Linked DNA regions of Homo sapiens: region 1 is linked to region 2. A link is an interaction called in ENCODE POLR2A ChIA-PET data of the cell type or tissue named here. Cell type or tissue: B cell. All regions are shown on one strand. Each heading gives the region's core, and the rest is flanking DNA. Links, peaks and the distances in the headings are about the cores only.

Region 1 (2,500 bases), core at 1-2,500, 430 kb after region 2:
AGACTTGTCTCCAACTCCTGAGTTCAAACAATCCTCCTGCCTTGGCCCCTCAAAGCGCTGCGATTGCAGGTGTGCCCCACTATGCCTGGCCCTTCCTGGGAGATTAAACAAGAGGCTGTAGGTGAAGGTGGGCGACTTGTCCATCTCCAGGAAATGGCCCTGGGGTCAGAGAGAGAGAGAGTAGTGGTCGCCCTGTGAAGCAGAAGGAATACTTCAGCTTCACTGAGCGCTGACTGTGCGGCAGGTGTGGTTTGAAAACTTGACCCCTGTCCAGGGCTCCTGGAAGGTGAGGACACTGAGGCATAGAGAAGGGGAGGGGCCCTGAGTGGCCACAGAGGCCGGGAATGGGGGACAGGTCCTTACGTGATGGGGCCGTGGCACTGCTCGGCCACTTCCTCCAGCAGCCTCGGCGGTGCCACCTCCTTGCAGAAGAAGTGCTGGGAGTCCGTGGTCAGCCGGAAGTAGCCGTCCACGAGCGCCACGAACGACAGAGCCTCGGGCAGCCCTGGGAACTCGGCCTCCTGCGAGGGACAAGCGTCAGAGCCCAGTGAAACCCGAGGGTGCCGGTCCCGCCCTCGGGGTAAGGCTGAAGGGGAGGGGAATCCTGCACCCACTAAAATCTGGTTGTCTGTCCTGGTAACAGTGACCAGGCGGTGCTCTCCGGCCGGGCCAACGCGCGGGGCCTGCTTGATGCTAATGTCTACGATTTCTGGAAAGTCGCAGAAGGGCTGGAGGACCTGGGAAGGAGGGGGAGTACCGAAGTGGGGGCCCAGCTGGACCCCGCCAAACCACGCCCATGAACCCACCCCCAAGCCACACCATCCACTCCCTATCCCTTTGCCATTCAACCCTTCCAAGCCGCGCCCCCTCCTATCAACTCCAACCTCTCAACACCTCCCCTACCCATCCCCAAACATCTCCCACCCGCTCTGCCAATCCCCGCCTCCTTCTCTCTGCCGGACCCCGCCCCTTGATCCCTGCCCCGCTTCGCAGCCTCCCAGCTCTCGGAGCCTCACTCTGCCTCTTAGTCTTGCCTCGTTCCAGCGCCCACCCACCCACTCCTCAACCCCTCCCATTTTCATTCCCGGGTCGCTCAGCCCAACCCTTCACTCAGTTTGCCCCTCCCATTCCCGCAGTCTCCTCCCTCACTAAGCCCCGCCCCTCATTAAGCCTCGCCCACTTCCCCAAGTCTTTCGTTTTGGCTCCGCCCCACATCCCCTACCACTCTCCGGCCCCTCCCCGAGCCCCGCCCCCACGTTGGCCCCGCCCAGCGGGGGAGTCCGCCCTCACCTCCTGTTCTCCCTGGGTCCAGGCGATGCCGCCGTCACCAGCCACGCGGAGCAGCCCCAGCCCGTCGTGGCCACCAAGGGCCCCAGGGAGGCCCACGTGGAAGGTCTCGGCGGCCCCGGCTGGATCCAGCCGCTCCAGGTCCATGATGTACTTGGCCATGAGCGAGTGCCGGTCTGCCTGGCAGGCGGCCACGCGGCGCAGGGCTCTGCGCACCGTCCTCCGAATACGCCTCCGCGTCACGAAGCTCAGGCCCTGGATCAGGTCGCGCAGGCTTGGGGGTAGGCAGGCCTTGTAGCTGCAGGGGTTGGAGGGGAGGGAGCCGGCCCTCAGCGTCGGGAGGGGTCCCCGCGGGGACACACACAAACCCAGGCTTTAGCCCAGGGGCTGGGGTGCGGCCCTAGTTGGGGCACCAGGCACACACAGACTCTCATTCAGGGTCAGGTATGAGGACCGGACCTCAGAGTAGGGGAGGGCCATTGGCGCCCACAGGTCGGACAGGGACCCCACAGGCCTTTTAGCTGGGGGAGGTCAGGTGTCTGTCCAGCTGGAGCCTGGGGGTGGAGAGGGCTGGGTTCGTGGGAGGCCCTGGGTCATAGGAACACCCTGAAAGCTTGCAGGAGAACTCCATGGTGGGAGCCCGGCAAAGCCCCGATGGAGCCCACGTTGCTCACTCCCAAGCAGAGGCCGTCCCCACAGCCTGGTGGCTCTCACCTGACAGTCTTCAGCAGCTCTCCCGGCCGCTGGGCCTGCTCTCGCGCCATCCGGGCCAGGTCCAACACGGCCAGGCTGAGACACTCACCCTGCTCCTTGAGACTGAGGCCCACGGGGAGGCGCCCACTCACCAGGTCACTGCGGTGCTGGGGGGCCGCCACAGGGAGCATCAGCTGAGGCCACCCAACTTCAAGCCCTGTTGTTAACCTGCAGACCCCCCCAATCCTGGGCTGACCCCCACCCCTGGACTGCCACAGGGAGGGTCAGACGAGGCCCCACCTGATTGCATGCCAGTCCTCATGTTGCCCCTTGGACCCCCAACCCCCTGGGTCAAACCCCAGGCAGAACCCCACCTGGGCAAAGAGGTGCTCCAGGACTGGCAGGTCAAGGATAGCACTGGCCAAATCCTTGCGTAGCCCGAAGCGGTGGCACTTCTCCAGCCCAAACCAATTGGGGAAGTAAAAGCTGTGAGGAGAGGAGAGAACCCTGGGATGAAAGT
Region 2 (9,973 bases), core at 7,225-9,724:
TCCTGAGTAGCTGGGATTACAGGCGCCCACCGCCATGCCTGGCTTATTTTTGTACTTTTAGTAGAGACAGGGTTTTGCCATGTTGACCAGGCTGGTCTTGAACTCCTGACCTCAGGTGATCTGTCTGACTCAGCCTCCCAAAGTGCTGGGATTACAGGCGTGAGCCACTGCACCTGGCCTATATTTTATTTTATATTTTTAAATATATAATGTATTTTTATATATTGGTTGGTGCAAAAGTAATTGCGGTTTCTGCCATTACTTTTTTTTTTTTTTTTTTGAGAGGGAATCTCTCTCTGTCGCCCAGGCTGGAGTGCAGTGGTACGATCTCGATCACTACAACCTCTGCCTCCTGGGTTGAAGCGATTCTCCTGCCTCAGCCTCCTGAGTAGCTGGGACTACAGATGCCTGCCACCATGCCTGGCTACTTTTTGCATTTTTAGTAGAGATGGGGTTTCGCCATGTTGGCCAGGCTGGTCTCAAACTTCTGACCTCAGGTGATCCACCCAACTTGGACTCACCAAGTACTGGGATTACAAGCGTGAGCCACCGTGCCCGGCCTATATTTTATTTTATATTTTTAAATATATTCTCCCTCTGTCACCCAGGCTGGAGTGCAGTGGTGTAATCTCGGCTCACTGCAACCTCTGCCTCCTGGGTTGAAGTGATTCTTCTGCCTCAGCCTCCTGAGTAGCTGGGACTACAGATGCCTGCCACCATGCCCAGCTACTTTTTGTATTTTTAGGAGAGACGGGGTTTCGACATGTTGGCCAGGCTGGTCTCGAACTCCCGACCTCAAGGGATCCACCCGACTTGGCCTCCCAAAGTGCTGGGATTACAGGCATGAGCCACCGCTCCCAGCCTCTGCCATTACTTTTTTTTTTTTTTTTTTTTTTTTGAGATGGAATTTCACTCTTGTTACCCAGGGTGGAGTGCAATGATGCAATCTTAGCTCACCACAACCTCTGCCTCCTGGGTTCAAACAATTCTCCTGCCTCAGCCTCCCTAGTAGCTGGGATTACAGGCATGCGCCACCATGCCCGGCTAATTTTGTATTTTTAGTAGAGAGGTTTAGGTTTCTCCATGTTGGCCAGGCTGGTCTCAAACTCCCGACCTCAGGTGATCTGCCCGCCTCGGCCTCCCAAATTGCTGGGGTTACAGGCTTGAGCCACCGCACCCAGCCTTTTTTTGTTTTTTTCTTTGAGATGGAGTCTCGGTCTGTCTCTCAGGCTGGGGTGCATTGGCACGATCTCGTCTCACTGCAACCTCTGACCTCCGCCTCCTGGGTTCAAGCAATCCTGCTGCCTCAGTCTCCTGAGTAGCTGGGATTACAGGTACCCGCCACCACGCCCAGCTAATTTTTGTATTTTTAGTAGAGACGGGGTTTCACCATGTTACCCAGGCTGGTCTCGAACTCCTGACCTCATGATCCGTCCATCTCGGCCTCCCAAAGTACTGCGATTACAGCCATGAGCCACCACGCCCGGCCTTCCATTACTTTTAATGGCATTAATTAATTATGCTTACTAAAAGTTATGGCAGAAACCACAATTACTTTCGCAATAAAATTAGAAATGGAAACTGTTATGCTACCATTCTTTTTCTTTTTTTATTTTCTTTTGAGACAGAATCTTGTCCTGTTGCCCAGGCTGGAGCGCAGTGGTGCAATCATAGCTCACTGCAGCCTTGACCTCCTGGGCTCAAGCAATCCTCTCACCTCAGCCTCTGGCGTAGCTGGGACTATATGTGTGCACCACCACGCCCAGCTAATTTTTTATTTTTTGTAGAGATGGGGGTCTCAGTATGTTTCCCAGGCTGGTCTCAAACTCCTAGGCTCCAAAGATCCTCCTGCCTCAGCCCCCGCAAAGTGTTGGAATTACAGGAGTAAGCCACTGCACCCAGCCGCTAGCATTCTTTTGGTTTTAGCTTCATATATATATATATATATATATATATATATATACACACACACATATATATATACACACACATATATATACATATATATACATATATATATACACACATATATATATACACATATATATATATAATTATTATTATTTTAGAGAAACATTTCAGTTGGGAGCAGTGGTTCATGCCTGTAATCCCAGCACTTTGGAGGCTGAGGCGGGTGGATGACCTGACGTCAGGAGTTCGAGACCAGCCTGGCCAACATGGTGAAACCCTGTCTCTACTAAAAATACAAAAACTAGCCAGGCGTAGTGGCAGGTGCCTGTAATCCCAGCTACTCAGAAGGCTGAGGCAGAAGAATCGCTTGAACCCAGAGGCAGAGGTTGCAGTGCAGTGAGATCGCGCCACTGCACTTCAGCCTGGGCGACAGAGTGAGACTCTGTCTCAAAAAAAAAAAAAAAGAAAAGAAACATTTTATTTTATTTTATTTTATTTATTTATTTTTGAGACAGAGTCTCACTCTGTCACCTAGGCTGGAGTGCAGTGGCGCGATCTCCACTCACTGCAACCTCCAACTCCCTGATTCAAGCAATTCTCCTGCCTCAGCCTCCCAAGTAGCTGGGATTACAGGCATGCGCCACTACGCCCAGCTAATTTTTGTATTTTAGTAGAGACAGGGTTTCACCATGTTGGCCAGGATGGTCTCGATCTCCTGACCTCGTGATCTGCCCACCTCAGCCTCCCAAAGTTCTGGGATTACAGGCGTGAGCCACCGTGCCCGGCCAACATTTTATTTTAGAATAGTTTTAGATTTGCAGAAAAAAAACAGTGAGGATAATAGAATTTCCCACATTCCCTACACCCAATTTCCCCTCTTTTATTTATTTATTAAAGACAGGCTCTTGTTCTGTCGCCCAGGCTGGAGTGCAGTGGTGTGATCATAGCTCACTGCAGCCTTTGACCTCCTGGGCTCAAGCGATCCTCCCACCTCAGCCTCCCGAGTAGCTGGGACCACAGATGCTCAGTACCACACCTGGCTAATTTTTTTACTTTTTTTGTAGAGATGGGGTCTCACTATGTTGACCAGGCTTTTCTCAAACTCCTGGGCTCAAGCGATCCTCCTGCCTCAGCCTCCTGAGTAGCTGGGACTACAGCCACTCACCACCATCACGCCCAGCTAAGTTTTGTATTGTTTGTAGAGACGGGATCTCTGTATGTTGCCCAGGCTGGTCTCAAACTCCTGGGCTCATGTCATCCTCCTTCCTCAGCCTCCCAAGGTGCTGGGATTATAGGTGTGAACCACTGCACCTGGCTAAGAAAAAAAAAATAGGAGCAAAGATCATCCGCAACCATCCCTCAGCTGTTTCATTTCTGTTTATTACACTACATGCATATTTCACTTACTTTGGGATACTGAGATGTGGCCCCGGATGGGCTTCTGAGGACAACTCCATGCCTGTAGGAAGTCGCTGGCCCCAGGGCGCTCAGCGGGTGGGGGCGATTCTGCTCCAGGGGACATTTTTATTGTCACCGCGGGGGCTGGGAGTGCCGCTGCCATCTAGGGATGTAGGCCAGGGATGCTGCTCAACACTACAGTGTACAGGACGGCCCCCCACAGTAAATGATCAAGCCCCAAGTGTCAGAGGTGCCACCAGACGTGACAAGCCCTGCCCTGGGGAGAACTGAGTGCAGGTTTGGAGTCAGACTTGGGCTCAAATTCCATCATGGCGAACCAGCTCCTTTCCCTCGGGCCTCTGCTTTTCTTTCTCTCTCTTTTGCTCTTTCTCTCTCTCTTTCTTTTTTGAGATGGAGTCTCACTCTGTTGCCCAGGCTGGAGTGCAGTAATGCAGTCTTGGCTCTCTGCAACCTCTGTCTCCCTGGTTCAAGTGATTGTCCTGCCTCAGCCTCCCAAGTAGGTGGGATCAAAGGTGTGTGCCACCACGCCCGGCTAATTTTTGTATTTTTAGTAGAGACGGGGTTTCACCATGTTGGCCAGGCTGGTCTCAAACTCCTGGCTTCAAGTGTTCCACCCGCCTCAGCCTCCCAAAGTGCTGGGATTACAGGTGTGAGCCACTGCCCCCAGCCAACCTCTGCTTTCTTATAGCGGGGGTGTGATAACAGCTGCTTCCCAGTCAATTGGAATGTCCACACAAATTAGAAACTGAAACAGTATCTCCATCAACTCAGAGAAAACAGTAAAAAGAAAATAGGCGGTGAGATTTCTCATCAGTTACATTATTCTGACTTTAATTAGTGTCCAGGGAAACTGAAACTATAGCTATACCTAAGATAAACATTTGAAGAAGGAGTAAAGGAAAGATTAATTTTGCAGCTGTCTCAGGGTCTGGTGGAGGGCTGATGGATGTCATCCTGTCTTTGTTTTGCACCGGGGAAAGTAAGCTTGTAATCAGTGCTGTCAGGATGAAATTCAGCAGACTGGTTCCGTGGACAAGGGGTCACATAGAGCTTGTAAACCTAAGGTTACGTATCTTTGTTTACGGGAGGCTGGACATCTTGGAAAGATTTAGGAGTAAGCAAAGAATTTACGTATGAACAATTTGTGAGGGTGATCATCTGGAGATGTGTGAGGGCTTTTTTTTTTTTTCTTTTTGTAGGCATCTGGGTAAGCTACAATGCTTAACCACTTAACACAATCAGGAAGCAACAGCCATGCATTCGGGAAAGGAACTTCAGTGTTGTGTGGCTCAGTCTCCAGACCTAACTTTCCCTTTGGTACAGACGCGGTGGTACATGCCTGTAATCCCAACACTTAGGCAGGAGGATCACTCGAGCCCAGAAGATCAAGACTAGTGTGAGCAACAAAGTGAGTTTCCCCCCACCCCTCACCTCAACAAAACATTTAAAAATTAGCTGGACATGGTGGCTGCGCCTGTGGTGGCTGGAGTGCAGTGGTGTGATCTTGGCTCACTGCAGCCTCTGCATTCAAGCAATTCTCCTGCCTCAGCCTCCTGAGTAGCTGGGATTACAGGCACCTGCCACCACGCCTGGCTAATTTTTGTATTTTTAGTAGAGACCGGGTTTCACCATGTTGGCCAGGCTGGTCTCCAACTCCTGACCTCAGGTGATCTGCCACTCAGGAGGCTGGGTAGGAGGATCCCTTGAGCCCAAGGGGTAGGAGGGTCCCTTGAGCCCAAGAGATCAAGGATGCAGTGAGCCATGTTCGCATGACTGCACACCTGCCTGGACAACAGATGAGACCATGTCTCAAAAACAAACAAACCAATACAAACAACAACAACTTTTCCTTTGGCAAACTGCCTTTGGAAGGTCCTCATATTTTTATTTTCTTTGACAGGAAAAAGCAATATATAGAAAGTGCTTAGCTTAGCACTTTGTACATTACAGTTCCCCATCATAGTTTGCCCTTGTCATTTGATAAGTTTTGGACTTGACTGCAGGCTTTCCTTAAACTGAACTCCCAGAAGTGGGGTTACTGGGTCCAAGGGGATGCCTATGTCCCAAGCTCTCACTTCCCATAAAGAAGAATTCAGAATTCGGCCAGGAGTGGTGGCTCACACCTGTAATCCCAGCACTTTGGGAGGCTGAGGTGGGTGGATCACCTGAGGTCAGGACTTCGAGAACAGCCTGGACAAAATGGTGAAACCCTGTCTCTACTGAAAATACAAAAATTAGATGGGCTTGGTGGTGGGCACCTGTAATCTCAGCTACTTGGAAGGCTGAGGCAGGAGAATTGCTTGAACCCGGGAGGCGGAGGTCACAGTGAGCCGAGATCGCACCATTGCACTCCAGCGTGGGCTACAGAACAAGACTCTGTCTCAAAAGGAAAAAAAAAAGAATTCAGAATTCACCTGTCGCCTGCTGCTGCAGTGAACAGTGAGTGGCACTCCTCTCTCACACCTATCACAGGTATTCTTCTTTTCCTTCCAGATCCTTCCCTGGCACCGGTTCCAGGAGGACCTCGTTCTTAGGCAGCATCTGTGTCTCTGTTTTGTAAGACACACAGAGTATCCTTAACCCACTGCAGATATTTCCCTGGGTCCATGGTCAATCAACACCACCTTTCAGTCTCCAGCCTCTTAACCAGCCCAGGGCTGAGTGTTGTTTATAGTATTAATATGTTTCTGGCTGGGCTCAGTGGCTCATGCCTGTAATCCCGGCACTATGGGAGGCTGAGGCAGGCGGATCACTTGAGGTCAGGAGTTCAAGACCAGCCTGGCCAACATAGTAAAACCCCGTCTCTACTAAAAATACAAAAATGAGCCGGGTGTGGTGGCGTGTGTCTATAATCCCAGCTACTCGGGAGGCTGAGGCAGGAGAATTGCTTGAACCTGGGAGGTGGAGGCTACAGTGAGCTGAGATCATGCCACTGCACTCCAGCCTGGGCAAGAAAGTGAGACTCCATCTCAAAACAAAGAAACAAACAAAGTATTAATATGTTCCCCTTGATCAGTGGGGTGGTTCACCCTTGTAATCCCAGCACTTTGGGAGGCAGAGGCTGGCGGATCGCTTGAGTCCAGGAGTTCGAGACCAGCCTGGGTGAACTAGCAAAACCCTGCCTGTACTAAAAATACAAAAATTAACTGGGCTTGGTGGTGCGAGCCTGTAATCCCAGTGGAGGCTGAGACAGGAGAATCCTTTTGTAATGCCTGACCTTGTTTTTTTACTAACCCTATTTTAACCTTGTTTTTACTAACCCTATTTTTAAATTTTCCCTTTTTGTCTCCTTAATTACCTAGCCTTGTTTCCCATATGAGTAGACTCTCCCTTAGCTGGGAAAGCCTGACGAACGCCATCTGGCCCCTTGATTTACAAGACATTAAGGGCTACTTACCCAACCCCCTTCCTCAAAGAGTTAACCTGCGTAAGCAGATCCTCAGCATTTCAAAGGAGCCCAATTAGCTGATAAGGTACTGGAACAAACAATGTACGAAGTTCCCAGGATTTTGCTCAAAAGCATAACAACATAAAGCCTTGAGTCTGTGTCTGGCATAGCATCCATATCTAACTCTTATGAAGGATTTAGAGCCCGGCACCTGGTTCCGTTGCTTTTTTTGTAACCATTTGTCTTTTAAATTGTTTATTTCTCTGTAACCATTTGTTTTTTGATTCTTGCATGTTTTTACTTCTGTAGAATTATTGCATTTGAGCTCCGCTCCCCTTCCGAACCAAGGTATAAAAGTAAATCAAGCCCCTTCCTCGGGGCCGAGAGAATTTTGGAAAGTCAAGCCTTCTCTTGGCTGCCGGCTTAAATAAAGGACTCTTAATTCGTCTCGAAGTGTGGCGTTTTCTCTAACTCGCTTGGGTATAACACTTTGAGCCTGCGAGGCAGAGTTTGCAGTGAGCCGAGATCACGCCACTGCACTCCAGCCTCGGCAACAAGAGTGAAACTCCGTTTCAAAAAACAAAAACAAAACAAAACAAAAGAACCCTCACAATCTTCCTGCACCCAACTGATGAAATCACCATTGCAAAAGTTATATCAGTGAGAACATTAGAACAGTAAGCTAAGCTAACCCAAACCCCACCTTACTTTTCCCTTAATTATTCCTGGGCTACTGGGTCGAGCTAACTTTGGAAGACATTTAGGCTATGGTTTAAATAACAGGCCTTGCCAAAAACTCAACCACTTATTTTTTTGAGACGGAGTCTTGCTCTGTCGCCCAGGCTGGAGTGCAGTGGTGTGATCTGGGCTCACTGCAATCTCTGCCTCTGGGTTCAAGCAATTCTCCTGCCTCAACCTCCTGAGTAGCTGGGATTACAGGCGCATGCCACTGAGTAGCTGGGATTACAGGCGCATGCCACCAAGCCTGGCTAATTTTTGTATTTTTAGTAGAGACAGGGTTTCACCATGTTGGTCAGACTGGTCTCGAACTCCTGACCTTGTGATCCACCCACCTCAGCCTCCCAAAGTGCTGGGATTACAGGCTTGAGCCACCGTGCCCAGCCTGCTTTTTTTTTTTTTTTTTCCTTGAGACAGAGTCTCATTCTGTCACCCAGGCTGGAGTGCAGAGGCACCATTTCTGCTCACTGAAACCTCCACTTCTGGGGCTCAAGCAATTCTCCTCTCTCAGCCTCAGGAGTAGCTGGGATTACAGGCGCCTGCCACCAAGCCTGGCTAATTGTTTTGTATTTTTAGTAGAGATGGGGTTTCACCCATGTTGGCCAGGCTGGTCTCCAACTCCTGACCTCAAGTGATCCGTCCACCTTGGCCTCCCAAAGTGCTGGGGTGACACTGTGCCTGGTCTCAACCACCCTTTTTTTTTTTTTCCTCTGTCACCCAAGCTGGAGTGCAGTGGCATGATCTTGGCTCACTGCAACTTCCGCCTTCTGAGTTCAAGCAATTCTCCTGCCTCAGTGTCCGGAGTAGCTGAGACGACAGGTGTGCACCACCACCCCCTGCTAATGTTTTGTATTTTTAGTAGAGATGGGGTTTCACCATGTTGGCCAGGCTGGTTTCGAACTCCTGACCTCCACCCGCCTTGGCCTCCCAAAGTGCTGGGATTACAGGAGTGAGCCATCACTCCTGGCATAGAAAGTTTTTCTCATCCATTGTCCTCCTCCTCTTCTTTCTTCATCTTCCTCTTCCACTTTTTTCCAGGCAACTTTAGCAGGACCCTTTGCACCGTCAAACTTTCCTTTCAACTTACAGTCAGCAACCTCTTCCTCATATTTCTTCTTCAGCTTTGCCGCCTTAGTGACGTCAACCTGCTTTTCACTGTCACTTCAGCTATTCCACATCTCACCCAGAGCTTTTTTTTTTTTTTTTTTTTTTTTTGCCACATCTCCAATAGAGATGCCAGGGTTTGCGGATTTGATCTTGGGGTGGAATTCTGAACAGAACATGAAGAATCCAGACAGTTGGTTGGGTGTGATGGCTCATGCTTGTAATGCCAGCACTTTGGGAAGCCAAGGCAGGTGGATCACCTGAGGTCAGGAGTTTGAGGCCAGCTTGGCCAACATGGTGAAACCCCATCTCTACTAAAAATACAAAAATTAGCCAGACGTGGTGGTACGCGCCTGTGGTCCCAGCTAATCTGGAGGCTGAGGCAGGAGAATAGCTTGAACCTGGGAGGCGGGGCTTGCAGTGAGCCGAGATTGCGCCACTGCACTCCAGCCTGGGCAACAGAGCGAGACTCCGTCTCAAAAAAATAAATAAATAAATAAATAAATTTTAAAAAATAAAATAAATAAATTAAATAAAATAAAAAATAAGAGTCCAGACGGTGGCCTTTTGGGGACATTAGGCTCTTTCTTCTTGCTTCCCCTTTAGCTGCTCTATAATCCTTCATTTCCCGATCCTAGTGTACTTTATCCGCCTTTGCCATTTCATCAAATTTGGACTTCTCTTTCACTGACACTGTCTTCCAACTCTCAGAATATTTCTTGGAAAATTCTGCAAAATTGACAGGGACCTCTGGGTTTTTCTTCTTCTTCTTCCTTTTTTTTTTTTTGAGATGGAGTTTCACTCTGTCGCCCAGGCTGGAGTGCAGTGGCACGATCTCCGCTCACTGCAACTTTCTCCTCCCAGGTTCAAGCGATTCTCCTGCCTCAGGCTCCCGAGTAGCTGGGACTATAGGCGCCTGCCACCATGCCCAGATAATTTTTGTATTTTTAGTAGAGACGGGGTTTCACCATGTTGGCCAGGATGGTCTCAATTTATTGACCTCATGATCCGCCTGCCTTGGCCTCCCAAAGTGCTGGGATTACAGGCGTGAGTCACTGTGCCAGGCCGGTTTTTCTTCTTATGTTCTTCTCTGTACATCTGCACAAAAAAACTATAAGCAGACATTTTGCCCTTTGGTTTCTTGGGGTCACCATTAGCCATCCTGACTGTATTGTTTGCTAGTCTGGGCAGCGCAGGACACTTGTTCGCTATTTTTCTAAACTTTTCCCCCAATGGGTGTAAAAAAGCATATTATTATTATTATTATTATTATTATTATTATTGAGACGAGTTTCGCTCTTGTTGCCTAAGCTGGAGTGCAATGGCGCGATCTCAGCTCATTGCAACCTCCACCTCCCGGGTTCCAGTGATTCTCCTGCCTCAGCCCCCTTAGTAGCTGGGATTCCAGACGCG

What was found. ChIA-PET counts read pairs that join two places held together with the same protein. Peaks named below come from ENCODE experiments on the same cell type or tissue, not always from the same donor. Only the 100,000 strongest peaks of a DNase experiment are listed, where the experiment ranks them.
Region 1: POLR2A ChIA-PET joins it to region 2 with 5 read pairs; 12 of 35 experiments call an interaction of 5 or more read pairs at or near these places.

What each region holds. Positions count from the first base shown.
Region 1 is chr19:17,841,026-17,843,525 of GRCh38, forward strand. JAK3 (Janus kinase 3) reads right to left here. Exons shown (of 24, transcript NM_000215.4): 4 at 2,355-2,466; 5 at 2,002-2,147; 6 at 1,291-1,585; 7 at 615-737; 8 at 364-521. Among named protein-coding and RNA genes, the nearest start is that of JAK3, 5.7 kb to the right of the region's middle. RefSeq lists silencers at 1,038-1,274, 1,167-1,256. In B cell, for the core only: no CTCF peak of the experiment used is centred there; a DNase peak (open chromatin) is centred at 1,186.
Region 2 is chr19:17,408,568-17,418,540 of GRCh38, forward strand. It overlaps BISPR (BST2 interferon stimulated positive regulator), which reads left to right. Exons shown (of 4, transcript NR_130766.1): 3 at 4,530-4,738; 4 at 5,824-7,169. It also overlaps a transcript of MVB12A not described here and the pseudogene HMGB3P29. Among named protein-coding and RNA genes, the nearest start is that of MVB12A, 6.5 kb to the right of the region's middle. RefSeq lists an enhancer at 6,347-7,134. In B cell, for the core only: no CTCF peak of the experiment used is centred there; no DNase peak of the experiment used is centred there.